Regions from separate parts of the Homo sapiens genome. Here region 2 is linked to region 1. A link is a loop called in an ENCODE intact Hi-C map of the cell type or tissue named here. Cell type or tissue: endothelial cell of umbilical vein. All regions are shown on one strand. Links, peaks and the distances in the headings refer to the core of each region. The heading gives the core; the rest is flanking DNA.

Evidence for each region. Hi-C counts contacts between places; a loop is a spot of excess contacts. Peaks named below come from ENCODE experiments on the same cell type or tissue, not always from the same donor. Only the 100,000 strongest peaks of a DNase experiment are listed, where the experiment ranks them.
Region 2: it touches region 1 in a loop (12-fold over the local background); 1 of 110 quality-filtered maps calls a loop at or near these places.

What each region holds. Positions count from the first base shown.
Region 1 is chr5:99,165,835-99,173,695 of GRCh38, reverse strand. No RefSeq gene overlaps it. Among named protein-coding and RNA genes, the nearest start is that of CHD1, 240 kb to the right of the region's middle. In endothelial cell of umbilical vein, for the core only: no CTCF peak of the experiment used is centred there; a DNase peak (open chromatin) is centred at 4,145.
Region 2 is chr5:99,727,095-99,734,955 of GRCh38, reverse strand. No RefSeq gene overlaps it. Among named protein-coding and RNA genes, the nearest start is that of LINC02113, 200 kb to the right of the region's middle. In endothelial cell of umbilical vein, for the core only: no CTCF peak of the experiment used is centred there; DNase peaks (open chromatin) are centred at 4,103 and 4,565; H3K27ac peaks cover 1,142 bases.

The DNA.
Region 1 (7,861 bases), core at 2,004-6,003:
TGTCCTAACTCTTACAATCTGGATAATTTCTAGCCTTTCCTCAGGATTATCTGTAATTTACATTTTATATTATACTGTTCCTGGTACAGTTTACAGTAAGCAATCAATGACAGTTGTAATGATGATAATAATGATGATTCTTTTTTTTTGTTTGTAGAGACAGGGTCTCCTATGTTGCCCAACCTGGTCTTGATCTCCTGGCCTCCAAAATGCTGGGATAACAGGTGTGAGCCACTGCGCCCAGCCATGATGATGATTCCAAACAGTTCAACTGATCTAGCCCACAATAGTGTTTATATATATAAATACAGGTATAAATGCTGAAATACATGTATTCTATCATTAGCATTATGTACATATGCATATATGCATACACAGAGAGATATACAGATAAACATTGCCCTTTTAATATTTGTTAAAGGACTTTTAATATTTGTAAAAGGGCTAGACAATGTTTCACTATCTCATATTTCTTTGTCTTGACTCTCAAAGTATATTCTAATTTCTTAGAGATCTAGGTAATGTCATATACCTTTTTCATAATCCTTACTTTTCTAGCTTAATGCATAAAACAGGCCACCAATGAATATCCATTTTAAGAATAAATTTACCTTCAGATTGTTGTTTAATTGAGCTCTACATCCCCAAATGTCTATTGTTTCTATTCTTTTATGTACTTTTTTTCTATTTGCTTGTTCTTGCCTGGGATATTTCCATAAATAGTTTATTTTACTGAATCTAAGAAACCATCGATTTTAAGATGCACTGTCATTTAAATCAGCTCCTGATTTTACGGTGTACCATCATTTAAAATCTGCCAGTTTTACATAACATACTATCATGTTATTATTATCACTTACAGGATGCACCCAGATTCCAAAGATGCTAAAAAGTGAAAATAAGAAAATATGCCTCTTAGAATTAATGCAATATGATAGTTAATCTAGGGAATATTTTACTACAAAATATTGGAAGCTTATTAGTTGACAATTATTGGGGAAACCTTTATTGGTTCTTTAAATAAAATGTGTATTTGTGGAGATAATAATTTCAAAGATGTTAACCTTATATCATTACCTCACAGTTATATCAAAATAAAGTACAGAGAAGTTCTAATGAAAATATATATTTAAATCAAAATAATATGGCTGAGACAGATTTAGTATCAATTCAGTAAGTGCCAATCAATTATAAAAAGAACTTTTTCTTTACTTTTTAAAATTACTATTGTCTATGAACTAGAAAAATTCTGAGTTCACTTTCTCTGTTGAAAACACATCCCTGACTACACTTTCTGTCTTTTCTCTCATATAAGTGAAATTTAAAAGTAACTAAAAACACTAATCACCTACAATGAAAATACTAAACATGTATTGAATTCATAGAGAAGCATGCATAGGACAAAACTAATGGAGAAATATCTTGATGTCATGAACCATTGTTCGTGATATGAAGATAGCAACGTCATCTCCTGTAGGAGACAAACCTAAGGTGGGCAACAGCTCATAGCCAGGGGAACTCTGTAGGGCCAATGAAACCCTGTTGATTCTAAGCCTTTTTTCCCAATATGAAAAGATATTTTTCTACGAATTATGAGACACATAAACAGTGGAAGATATGTTCCAACTGTACTAGACCAAACTTATTGAATTCTTCCTGGAAGTTAGCCAGATGTTAAAAGCACCCATATGGCCTGATGATTAACTGCCATCCAGAGAAGCAATTGTGCAGAACCTCAAGAGAATGGGTTCATCTGATTGGATGACCTGATTTCCTTTTGGGCTAGCAAGTCTTTCAGTAGCTAGACAAGACCTTCAGCCCATCTGCTGGATATTTCCCTGCAAATTCCAAGGAAAGCAGTTCTCAAAGGCTTAGTACAAACTAGGGAATCATTAAAGAGCCTCTGCAACTGCAAGACAAAATTTATCACCAAACTATGCCTTTACATTTTTCCTTTTCATACAATTTTATTTTTTCCTGAGTGATTTATTTAACTTATTAAACTAGATCAGGTCTTTCCTAGGCACAGAATTATAAAACATCAGGAACTACCTGCTGTAATGATTCCTTGTCTCCAGCAGGACTTTTGACATTTCCATAATAGTTTAAATAAATGCCACTTGATTGTTGAGGACCTGCCTTTATGTTTGCCAGATGTGAATGTGTCTTTATTAGTGCAAGCAAATCAACCAAACCAAAATTTTAATCTGTCTAATCAGCTACAGTTCTTTACATAATTCAAACAAACATTCAAGCTCTAAGAATACTAGTGTTCCTGTATTTCTGACCAAACAAACATCTGGATCTTAACCTGAATTATTAAAACAAAATATAGACACAGAATACAGTTTTTGAATGCTGTAGAGATTGAGGAAACCGTGGCCTGCAGGCCAAACCAGGTCTACTGCCTATTTTTGTATAGCCTACTAAGAATTTTTTTACATATTTAAATGGTTACTTGTAAATAGTTATAAAAGTACCTACATAATATCCTCATTTTTGTCTGTTGGCCTAGAAAGATTAAAACATTAACTATAGGGCCTTTACAAAATAGTTTGCTGACCTCTGCTATAGAACATCAAAGTTTATATTAGAAAGCTGTCTTTGGCTCTATGACTTTATTCCTGAGTGCTACAGCTGTAAAATCCATGCAAAATACACCCAGACTAGCAGCTATACAGCCTAAAACTACTGATTTCAAAGTCCCTGCAAAACAAATTACAGGCCTTCTAATCGGAGAAAATCCATGCTCATTCTACCTAGAGGCCAATATAATGAAAAATCACCAAGTAGTACGTGGACTCCATCGCTCTCAAATTCTTAAAGATTCAGTTATACTTATTTTTATTCTCCAGGACTAGATTCTGTAATAGGTCCTCTTAATAATTGATTTCTGTGAACTCCTTTTTCTATGGTTTATCAATGTAGGAAGTGGGGAAAGGAGACAGATGATTATCATGACATCCAAGCAACTCTCTCTGGTCATGATTATTAGAACCATGTTTTGTTGCTCCTTTCCTATGTCTTATCAGCCATGAGCTTTTAGGCTTATACTCAAAGGTATTATCATTTGATATTTCTTCCTAGCCCAGTATCCCAAAAAATCCATTGATTTTTATCTAGTTTTTATAAAGGACCAAACACTTTTTTATTTTTATTGTGAATTTTGGTTTGCTTTCTTAATAGATACCACTTTTGCAAGAGTACAAGACCTGTCTTGAATTGTTTAGCTAATAAAAACAAGAGCTATAATTAAAACAGCACAAAAACAACCTGGGATATGATAGGTAGAATTGCTCCAGACATACATACAGGCCATATCATTTAAAGTGTTGAGCAGAACCAGGATTTAAACTCTACACTGATGTCAGGTAGAATGTTAAAAATAGAATCAAATTGAATTATCCAACTCCCTAACACATACATATCCTAATAACTTATATTAGTAACAAGACACAGTGATGTTTACAATTCATATTCAATTTGGAGCTTAAAATATTTAAAAATTGAAGCAAATTATATGACGATGAAGCCTAAAATGTAGGACCACTAGGAAAATCTGGGCCTGTTTTATATGCATAATGAAGAGATGACCTTCAAAAAAGAAACAGAATATATTAAATCTAACAAGATAACATTATTTAGAAAATACTTGAATATGTGTAACTGCTTTCATGCCCTTGGGAAAAAATGTAAATACAACGTAGGGCAATCAAACCAATTTTGTTGCCATCTATGAGACAATCTCAACCTTACCAACATTAACTAGCCTAGATAGATACCAAATACAAGAAAATAAAACAAGATTTAAGATTCAAAAAGAAGTTTGAGACTTAGAATTGGCTGAAAGGTCACACATTTTATCACTATATGCTCATTTAATCAGCCACCAGTTTCTGAGCATGTGGAAGTGGTAATAGCAAATCTTTTCCAAGTGATCTCCTATATTTAGATGCTTTCTATTCCCTACATCAATAAAACAAAATGAGGAGAAAATCATTCAGGAAACAAGTTGCTCACACGGGCAAGTAAACTGTAAGAGACCTCATCAAACTTTAACCGCTATTTACTATTGAATTGCCAATGACACTTGGTGCCTCACATTCAATATTACACTTCATGGAATGTGTCCCTGTCTTTTGATAAGTGAAAAAGTAGTCATTAACCACAAAGAAACAATCAACTTGCCAACAGGGTGCTGCTCCGAATCTTAACAGGAAGAATTAAACATTCAAGTGGAAAATTTCACAAGATAAAAGGAAGAGTGCCACCTTCTGTTCTCCAAAGGAATGCTGGATTCATTTAAAAAATAAAAAATAAAAAGAAAGAAGAAAAAAGAAATAAAAGAAAAAGAAAATAACCAAGTCTTGAGCTCCAGCTGAGATTCTATTGAAATTATCTGAAATATTCCAAAAGAAAAAGGATTCTGCTTTAGAAAAATCATCCCCAAATCCTGAAAAATTATGTATTCAATAAAAGAAAGGTGATGACTGCCTTTCTTATACAAGTAACGTGATTCCATGTAACCCTATTTTTCTGTAAATAAAATACAACAGGACAATGTCTTTGTTTCCAGATCAGATAGTAGGAGACACCATTAGTGGTCTTTGCAACACCACTACATCACAGGTAAAGTTTCTACTTTATAAGAGTTCCCCTTCCTTAAGTTATCTGCTTTTTTCTTTGTTTGTGTGTTTTTTTAAATCAAAAAATATTCAATCCTATGAATAATAGGTACCACGTTTTCTGGAGTTCAAACTGATTCCTCAATTAAACACTGATGCTTATGATCAGAGCAGGTATATTTATCGTTATATTATGTAACCTGAAAGGGAAAAAATGCTTCACAGTGATTTTAATGAACCACTAAAAGATATTTCTTACACAGAAAAACACTCTTTTAAATATAGCTTTCTTAGTCTGTGTAATCATCAAGGTCATGAATGGGGTTTTTTACAAAAAGCTTTGAAAATAATTAGGTTGCTCTTTTGAAAATGAAACTTTGAATTTATGATATATGTGATATAATTATATTTGGCCACAAAAGAGTAAAGTGTGTGTTTATATCACCTGTATTTAATTACCTATACTCTCCCTTTAGCTGTGTGCTACTGTCTAGAAATAATAAACCATCATCTACAATTTTTAGCATTATTATATCTCAGTCTGCACTCAGATATCATTAATATTCAGGCCAGAATATCCATTGGCCATTGCCTGTGTGCTGCGCTATTGAGGTCCAGTGATCAAAATAATAAAGAACTGCGTGTTAACTGAAAGCAGAAAGTATTGGAATGCACTGCAGGTCAGAGAATAGCAAAAAGGGAGAAATAAAATGTTCAGTTTTGTTTACACTTATCATTGCAGAATGTGTACTTCTCCATGCACAGAGGATCATTCCAGGTAATGTTTTTAAGGGAATATTAATGTAAAAAGAAAAATACTGGAGAATTAGGGGATATCACAAATTCAAAGGCAAGCGTTAGTTTGTGGTTGCCTTTGTATGGAGACAGTTACTTCCATTCTCTTTGCAAAGTGGAATTCCTACATCAAACGCACTAAGATCTCTTTCTTAACCAAATCGTAATTTTAGGTTTTATAAAACTTAGCTTCAACATTGTCCTAAGTTCCTCAGTCTTGGTTTATGACAGCAAAAAGAATCAGAGAACTCAAGTGTACAAAAATGTATTTAGCATAATTTCTATAACTTTGACACCATATAATAGCTTAACATAATAATCCTGGCTTCATTTAAACATAGGGTTTATCTCCCAGTGCCCCCCTACTTAAAAAGTACAAATGATTCAAAAGAAAAAAATAAGAACTTTATTTAAGATACATACCCAAAGAGGATGAGAGAAGGCAACAGCAAAAAGAGAAGATAATTTTAAAAGCTATAAAGCTAAAGGACATGGAAAAATCTAAAACGCCCAGCAGTAACAGAATCTTTTTAAATTGTGGTCTAATCAAGCTATGGCACACTCTCACAGCAATGAAATGGATGAAATGGATTACAGCTACACACAACAGCATAAATGAACCTAATGATCGTAATATTCAGCAAAGAAGTAAGACCCAAATGATTATGTATAATCTATTTCCACTGATGTCAAGCTCAAAAAGGAGGCAAAACTAAAATATATTGCTTAGAGAGGCATTCATAGGCGGCAAAAAAAATACAAATGGAAGCAAGAAAGTTATTCACAAAAATATCGGGAGAGTGGTTGTTTTCAAAGGAGAGGGTAGTAAAATCACAATGGAATACATACAAGGACTTTTTTAGAGGCAGTAATGTATTACTTATTGACTCAGATGGTGGTTAAACTCCTATCACTTTAACATTGTTTGTTATGCTACACATGTATACTTTATGCTCCTTTCTATATGTGTGTTCTTTATCCTTATGTAAGGGCTAAAAGCAAAGGAGACAGATAAACGCAACAAACCAAAGCAAGCTAAAAGCTTATGACTGAGGGGCAGAGAGAAGAGATATGCTGAAAAGCAGGATTATTCTAAGAGCATAACTCCAGAAAGATTCAGGAGTTGGATAGATCTGGTACTTCTGAAGGTAGGAATAAAGATGAAACTAGAAAAGGAAGTATTTGAAAGTCTATGTAAGAAACAATGCACCCCTAAATCCCACATGTATCTGTGTAGTCAGGTGACTTCCCTGATTCATGCTGCCAGGGGGCTGAAGGTTGGAACAAATAATTCTGGACTCAGAGATCCAGACACTGATGAGAAGAGGAGCATGTACTGAAAACAAGAGAATTAGATGAAAGAAAACTGGTGCATGAATGCATCATCAGTCTCCATCCCCAAGTTGGCTTCTAGAATGCTGGCAGACAGGTTTATTTACTTCCACTCCCGGCCCAAGTAGGAGATGAGAAAGTTCTCTTGAAAAAGTGATAGCTCAAGAGAAAATTCGGGGTGCCCCAACAAAACAGAGAACTCTCTATTAATCACCCTGAGAAAAACCCAAGTCTAGACAAGTTTTGTTTAAGAACTACAGCTTCCAGTTTTTTAGGTTTTCACACTTAGAAATTACCAAGAATCCCCAAAGATTTGAGAAAAATCCCCTTCTAAAAAGGAAAAAATAGAATGAAGAAAGCAAACACACAAAAAAGAACTCAGAGAAAAACAAAAATAATGAAAAACAAAACAGGAGGAAACTTCAAATACCTATAATTAATATCCTCAGAGAAATAGAGAAAAATTGCAGCTGTATAATAAAATGGGTGAATTTTATAGCATATAAATTATACCTCAGTAAAGGCCTTTTAAAAAAACATACAAATAGGTTATGATTAAAATTAAACTTCAGAAAAATAAAAGGAATTGAAAAATTAAAAATGCAATGGAAGGGTTGAAAGATAAAATTGAGATCTCTAAGACAACAAAGCAAAAGTCGAAAAAATGAAAACAGGAGAGAAAACATTTTAAAATTAGATTACTGGAGGATTTCCACATCAGACTAAAATCTGACAGAACAGAGAAAATGCAGGCAAGGATATTATTAAAGAAATCATAAAAGAAAATTTCCCCAAACTGAAGGACATATCCTCAGGACCAAAATAACAGTAATAATAATAATAATTCCATAAAAAATTCCCCATAGCTTCAAATACCAGCAATAAAGTAGCGCCAAAATTTCCAAAGGAAAAAAAGCAGGGCACATAAAAGAGACTGAGATTCAGACAGCATTGGACTTTTTAACACTGAATATAGATGACACCAGAGTAGTGCATTCAAAATTATAGAAAAAGTATGTTTCCAATATAGATTTCTTTAGCCAGCCAAATATATGTCAAACATAAGGGTGGTACAAAGACATTTCATGCACTTTATGTCTTAAAAAGGT
Region 2 (7,861 bases), core at 1,859-5,858, 560 kb before region 1:
GCAGAATGACAGTGTTTGGATTTGTGTCCACAACCAAATCTCATGTCAAATTGGAGGTGGGGCCTGGTGGGAGGTGACTGATCATAGGGTCAGATGTCCTCCTGTCTGTTCTTATGATACTGAGTGAGTTCTCATGAGATCTGATGGTTTAAATGTGTGTGGCAATTTCCCCTTTACTTTCTCTCTCTCCTGCCACCATGGTAAGTTTTGCCTGGTTGCCTTTCACCTTCCACTATGATTGTAAGTTTCCTGGGACCCCCCCAGTCATGTTTTCTGTTAGGCCTACATAACTGTGAATAAATTGAGCCTCTTTATCAAATATATAGTTTGCAAATATATATGTATATATGCCTAGACTCTTGTGAATACAATACTCTTGTGAACACAACCAATATATTTCTGGTATGGTTCTTGTTTACAGGTACCAAGACAGACCTGATCATAAAACCAATAACAAAGAATGTCAGAAGTCTTTTACATGGAAGAAGAAAAAAATGCGAGCAAGAAGGCCTAAGAAAGGAGAGGTTTCAATAGACGGTACACTCGGTTGTTCCCTTAGACCACCTTTGTTAGTCTTCGCCTCAAAGAAAAACATTTCCACTGAAAACCACATAATCTGGTTTAACAGATTAAATATATAAACTATGATGTGCTGGGAGAACTTCAGCTTTTTTTCCTAGCACTCACCTGATCCCAGAGATCTTATTCCAACATCTTAAACAGAAGTTAATAATTCTTTATTTGATTTAGAGTTTCAGATTCACTCTAAAGATCTGAGGACATCAGTTTAATTTTTAGGCTAACCTTTTTTTTTTTTTGAGATGGAGTTTCACTCTTGTTGCCTAGGCTGGAGTGCAATGGCACAATCTCGGCTCACTGCAATCTCTGCCTCCTAGGTTCGAGAGATTCTCCTGCCTCAGCCTCCCTAGTAGCTGGGAATACAGGCGCCTGCCACCGTACCCAGCTTATTTTTTATATTTTTAGTAGAGACAGGGTTTCACTGTGTTGGCCAGGCTGGTCACGAACTCCTGACCTCAGAAGATCCACCCGCCTCGGCCTCCCAAAGTGCTGGGATTACAGGCGTGAGCCACCACGCCCAGCCTAGGCTAATCTTAAAATACAACACATAAGCAAAACCTATTTAACAAGGGCAAAACTCACAAAATGAATTTAATTTTCATTTACAGTCCATTCTTAAATTCATATCTCTAGCCCTATCATTTTCTATGAGTTGTAGATCTGTTTATTCTGGGGCCCACATGAGATTAACTGATTCTAAACCATTTGAGATTCCATCTTATGCAGGAATTAATTTTTTTCTCTCCTCCTAAAAATGATACATTATCGTTCTTCCCTAAATAAGTGATTGACACTATAAGCACAATTCCTCAAATCAAAAAATTAGGAGTCTCTATTTTGACTAATTAGTTATTAAATATGTCAATTTAATATTATCCATGTTTAATGCTTAAATATACTTGTATCTATCTTCTTTTTCCTCTCTGGCCATCATCCCATTTTTTCAGCTATTATTAGCCTCTCATCTGGACCTCTGTCAAATACACATATGATTTGACTCTACCTATGGCTTTTTTTCTTCTTACACCAATCTTCAGTGCTGACACACAGGATACAGGATGTTTTTAGATATGTTCTCTCTCTCTGGAGTACTGTTCCTTTCCTTGTTTACTTTGTTACCTCTTTTTCCTTTTTTTAGATCTCAAATAAGTTGTGACTTCCTCTGATAAATCTTTGGTAATTTCCAGTATAGTGTTAGCTAACCTCGCTTTCTGTTAGTTACCATACCACCATTTACCTCTCCTTTGTAGCAATTGATACAGGTGCAATATCATAGTTGTTTAGAATATTTTGATCAATGTTTACACCTACTATTTTATAATAAAGTCCATGAAAGAAAAGAAAAAATAAGTTGCATTTGTTAAGAATTTGTTTCCAGTTTTGATCAGTGTTATTACACTTTCTACCTTAGCAACTAACTGTTTTGGAATGAATATGTGAAGTTTTGTTGACAGGTAACAGAGAAAAACAACACTAAGAGCCACAGCCTGGCTGAGTACAATCTGCTTGTCCTTCATGTTGCAAAGAGCTGTCAGCCTGGCCCTCAATGCCTTGGTGTTCTCTTGGTGAACATAAGGCATTTCACAGAATATCATCAAACAAGGCCACTCTGTGACCATAATAGATCAATAAGAAAAAAAAAAAACAAAACTCTGTGTAATCAAGTCTGACAACTAACAACAAACATTACTATTTTCCTAAGCATAAAAATAACCAAATGATAGTTAATAGCTTGAAAGCTGTTTCTTTGCTAATTTCATTTGGCCTCACTCTAATCCTCTTTCCTTCTAGATACACATTATTGTTATTCCCAATCTAAATTTACTCTCGCTTCCGAACAACACATAAACTATAGGCAAGCTATGCTTCCTCTATCACTCCCAAATCACCTACCACAAGTTTAAATCTTATACATCCTTTCTAAGATTCCCTAAATGAGAAGCCTCATTATTCCCTGTGGAGTGTTTCTTACGGTCTTTGGCTGGAGAGTATTGGCAGAGGCAACTTAAAAACCTGTATGGATTTCAAACACAGTACAAATTCCACTTGTGCTTTAAGTATACTGACACACACACACACACACATATCCATATTTGAATGATACAAAACCAAATTGACTTGATGTAAAATAATAAATTAACAAGATAATAAAAACTGTCTTTATAATGTATTATACTTAAAGCATGCTAGCCTCTTACCTGCTTAACCTCATTCAATTCTTAAAACAATGGTATAAGGGAGATGTTTACCATATTTATTTTATATATGAGGAAATACAGGTTTTGCTGTAAAATCTGAAATTTTTGACACATTTGGAAATTGTATATTGACTGTCAGATTCTTGAAACAGTTTTAACTACTAAACCACATTGTATGCATACTTAAGTCATGCTTATGAATTTTCTCTTTAATCTGTGCAATTTCTATCTCATGACCAAATATCTGAAGTCTAAATAAAGTGGTATGTAAAGTGGTATAAAGAAAGTAGTGGAGAAACAACACCAAGTAATTTAAACTGCACAAATATTTATAGGATAAGTACTATTTGCTAAGTATCAAATAAAAGGTCTCAAATCTCAAGATTCTAGGATAACAATAAAAAACAAATATATAGATATTTATAATACAAGACAAAATATAATGTGTTATTAGGCAATTTTCAAGTGCTTTTACAATTCAAAAGAAAGGAGATATTTTACCTGGTCAAAGAATTTAGGGCAATTTATTTGGCAATCGTTGACTTTTAATTGAGCTTGAAAACTGCTTAGGGTTTTAATAGTGATTATATCTAGAGGAGAAATTGGGTATGGTTTTTGAATTTTCTTCTTTATAGTTCTTAAAATCTTACTGATACGATAGCTTAAGAGAGTAGTAGAATTTTTGACGGAATGAGTTAGAATAAGAATGTTTAACAAAACTGAAAGTTTTATTAGGCTAGGGATCAAAACTGTTTTGCTCACTATGGTAGCTACTACATTAAATGCATAGTGTATGGAGTACTAAATAAATAATTAAAATTATGGAAAAGAATGAATAACAGTGAGTTTGGGATGATGTGGAAGGCACTAAGGAATATTGAAGGTATAGGATAAATTTCTATAGTGGAGAGATTGGTCAGAATACATATCATGATTTTGAGGAGAAATTTGAATTTTTGCCTACGATCATTTCACTTAATAAATCATGAAAAGCCTTTGACTATTTTTAGTCAAAGTGTACAGAAATATAATAATTTCAAATATATGCCTTTTTAAATTTAAAATATATTTCAAAATATGGCTACTTGGCATACTGAGTATTTTAAGCTGAAGGAATTTGAGAAATGAACAGAAGCATGAAAGTCTCTCTGACCTTCTTCTATCAATTTCCCCTGAAGTAGGCCAGAAAAGAATTCTTTGACCTTTCTCTAAAGTGGGTCATAGACACTCATTCCAGAGGTGGTCCTCCTATATTCAGAGGAAAAGAATGTCCTTATCTCTAAAGACCACGCGATACAAAGAACAATCTGAACCAACTCAGATACACTGCTCAGTTCCCTGCGGTGTATTACCATTAGATCATTCCCTTTTGTCCTCCAATCATACTTCTACCTGATTGCTCATAAAAATATGCAGACTAATCTATTTATTTGGGTCTTCATTTCCGAAGGCTCTCATGTCCCATAAAACTGATATTTCTCTTATTATTTTATCTTTTATTATAGGTGTCTCAGCCATGAATTTGGCAACAAGTGAGAAAAAGATACACTTTTTCTCTCCTACATGTATATATGGTAAATATTTTAATAGCATAAATAGCATTACACACTCATACTGCAGTGAGCTCAATAAAAGTCAGTGAAGGATGGTGAATACTGATAACGATGGCTATGATGTTGACGAGAACATGATTAGACAGGTGTTTAATATGATAGTTTGTTAAGATCCACTTTAAATAGATTGACTTCTCAGAGACTTGCATGGATTGAGAACGTTAACTGGATGATAAATGCCTTGAGAATAAGACCCACATCTTAAGAATCCTTATAGACAGTAAAATTACGACTTGACTAATAGTCATTAAATGTAGAGGTAAATAGAATTTTTGTGAATATTAATTTCAAATCATCTCAAAGTATTCTGTGAAAATGGTGACTATTTTAGTAATAAACATTTCTTTAAGAAAACAATCTGTTTACTTAATATATAAAGTCAGTAATGTATATCATAGGAAGAATTTCTTAATTTTCATGAGTAGAGAGATTGATAACTGGAAACAGTGCTGAGAAGATATATTAATCTACAACAAGAATACTTAAATTATACAAGATTGTCAGATTTTATTTTAAAAAGAAATCAGTGATGGTCTTTCTACAAGTAATATAATTTAATTCTGAAAACAGAAAGACTGAAGATTTAAAATTTGGTAAATATTAATTAAGCAAATAATTCATATAGCTATGTTAATGACTACATAATGACAATGTTAAATTCATCTGAAAGATAAAGATCACAAATATTGATGGACCTATCAAAATTATAAAGATAAAAGTAAAATATTGATTAAAATAAGAGTGAGAAACTAAAAAGTCTACCAAAATAGCAGTGGATGATTCTCTCATGTATATCTCAGTTATTGATTATTGAACCAGAGAAGAAGGAAGAGAGAGAGCAGACAGGTGTCAGGTGGGAGAAAAAGGAGAAGGGGAAGAAAAGACATAAAGATTTAAACAACGTTCATGAGCTTAATGTGGAAGTTTAGAGTACATATGGAAATTTTATATAAATTTATTGCATAATTCTTTATATAGCAATGTAAAATTCAAATAATTTGTATTATACAGACTATATTTTCAGAGCACAATAAAATTAAATTAGAAGTTTATAATGAAAATTTAATGTAAAATATATATTTGGAATGTTAAATATATTCTATTTAACATACGAGTTAAAGAAATGATGGACTTTTAAACCATGTAGAAAGGAATTACAAAAAATCCATCACATCAAAATTTGTGTAGTAAGTGAAACTGATGATTTGAATAAAACCTAAAGCTCTGAATGTTTATACTATGAAAGAAGAATAACAGCAAATCAACAGACTGGGTTTTCAACTTAAGAATTAAGAAAGTAACAATAGAATAAATTGAAAGAAAGTAAAGGAAATGAGAAAATAATCAAAAGATCAGGAAACAGTAAACAACAAAACCAAAGTTATTTATTAAATTACAGAGTAGACATATTGATGACAAAATTGGTCCACAAAAATGATAGAAGACAGGGACAGTATAATGATTCAAAAATAGGCATAATTAAGAAGATAAAGAAAGGATACTAGAAGTAAATTTTACCAAAAAAAAAAAGGGAGAAAACTTTGTTGAATGTAAGTGACTAGTAAGAAAATATCAAGTTCTAGAGGAGTATATTCAATATGACAGCCTCTTTATAAATTCAAAACAAATGTTACATTTCTTCAGATATATATAAACATATTTAAACACATGTATATATGGTATATATGATATATTATATATACACATTAAGGTACATATAATAAAATATGTGTAGATGATAAAGCAGATTTTATATCAATTTATATGTGATATACATGGCATATGTTATATACTGTTATATATAATACAAACTTTCATATATATGATAAATTATACATATTCATTTGTGATATATGTATCCTATATTATAGATTATATATCATAACATTTACATGATAAAGCATGTATTTACATATCACATAATATATATACTTATGTATGCATATTAAACATATATACTTTTGTAAGCAATGGATTGATAAACAGAAAATTTCAGACAGTGGTTTCAGAGGAGTCAAGCAGTGGAAATACATGAGAGGCCAATAGACAGAGAACAGTGATAGGTATGGCTTTACTTCTTAGATTGTATGATAGGTAAAATACTGCAGATATATACATTACATTGCTAAATATTTTAAATATATTCTATATATGTACTCTAAATATATTAGCAAAATATATTCTGACTAATCTTCTGAACCCATAAAGAGATAATGGTACTATTTCTTACAGAAATAATGGTACTAATGAATCCCATTTGACAAAGAACTTTCAAATCCTTTATTATTTATTTATTTGTGTGAGCTGTTGTTCCGAAATGACCTTGGAGTCCACATAAGATATAAAAAACTAATTTGAATTACTGGGTGAGTCTCTGATTGCTATTGCTTATTAATTTGTCTGTAATTTATGAGAAGTGAGAAAGAATATTTAGCAATCCTGAATTGGTCAATTGGCTACAACACTACCCTTACATTATATAGTCTCCTTACTGGTAAAGTCCTTCCGGTGCTTTGTGGCTTCTCAAATAAGGTGAGTCTCAGAGTCTGTTCAAGTCTGTTATGCTGTGAAGATATATTTATATACTATATTTCTCAAGCCAAATTTTTTTTTGTTAAAATCAAAGTTAAGCTAAATTAGTTAATCTAAAGGAAAAAGGTATATAATTAGTGTATAAGAATTTGAATGGATTCAATATCAATGCACGGTAGGAAATAAAAAAGCTTAAAAAGTAGGATGATGGATTTCATGTGATTTTAAAAATCACATTTAAAATCAGGTCATCATTTAAAAATCACTTAAAATGGCATTCAAAATCAGGTCATCAAATACTTATCTGCTTATATTTGCCTTCAATTTTATTATATGTAATGCCATGGATGTCATTGATACAGTGAGCTGCTAATTCCTAGGCTAAGGTTAAATTGGAACTCACAAAGGGTTTATTTATTTTCCCTGAAATGGCTCTTTTGATCCATATAGCACTGGTTGCTCACTAAAGTATACCGACTAGATGGGAGCTATCTAGTTAATACATTGACTACTACAGTGAAATACATTAAAAGTCAAACTCACAGAAACACAGTAGGAGAGAGTTGGTTGCAAAGACTGTGGGGTGAGAACTATGGGAAGGTGTTGGTCAAGGACTGCAAACATTCAGTTATAAGATGAGTAAGTTCTTGGAGTCTAATATGCAGCATGGTGACTATAATGATAATACTAATAATAATACTTATTAATAATACTAATAATATTAATATAATTAATTAATAATACTGTATTGTATATTTAAAATTTACCAAGAGAGTAAATCGTAAGTGTCCTTACCACACATCCACAGACACATGCAAACTGGTAACTATGTATCTTGGTGGATGTGTTAGTTAATTTGAATGTGGTAAACATTATACAATGTATTTGCATATCAGAGCATCACATTGCACACCTTGACTATATATAATTTTTGTCAAT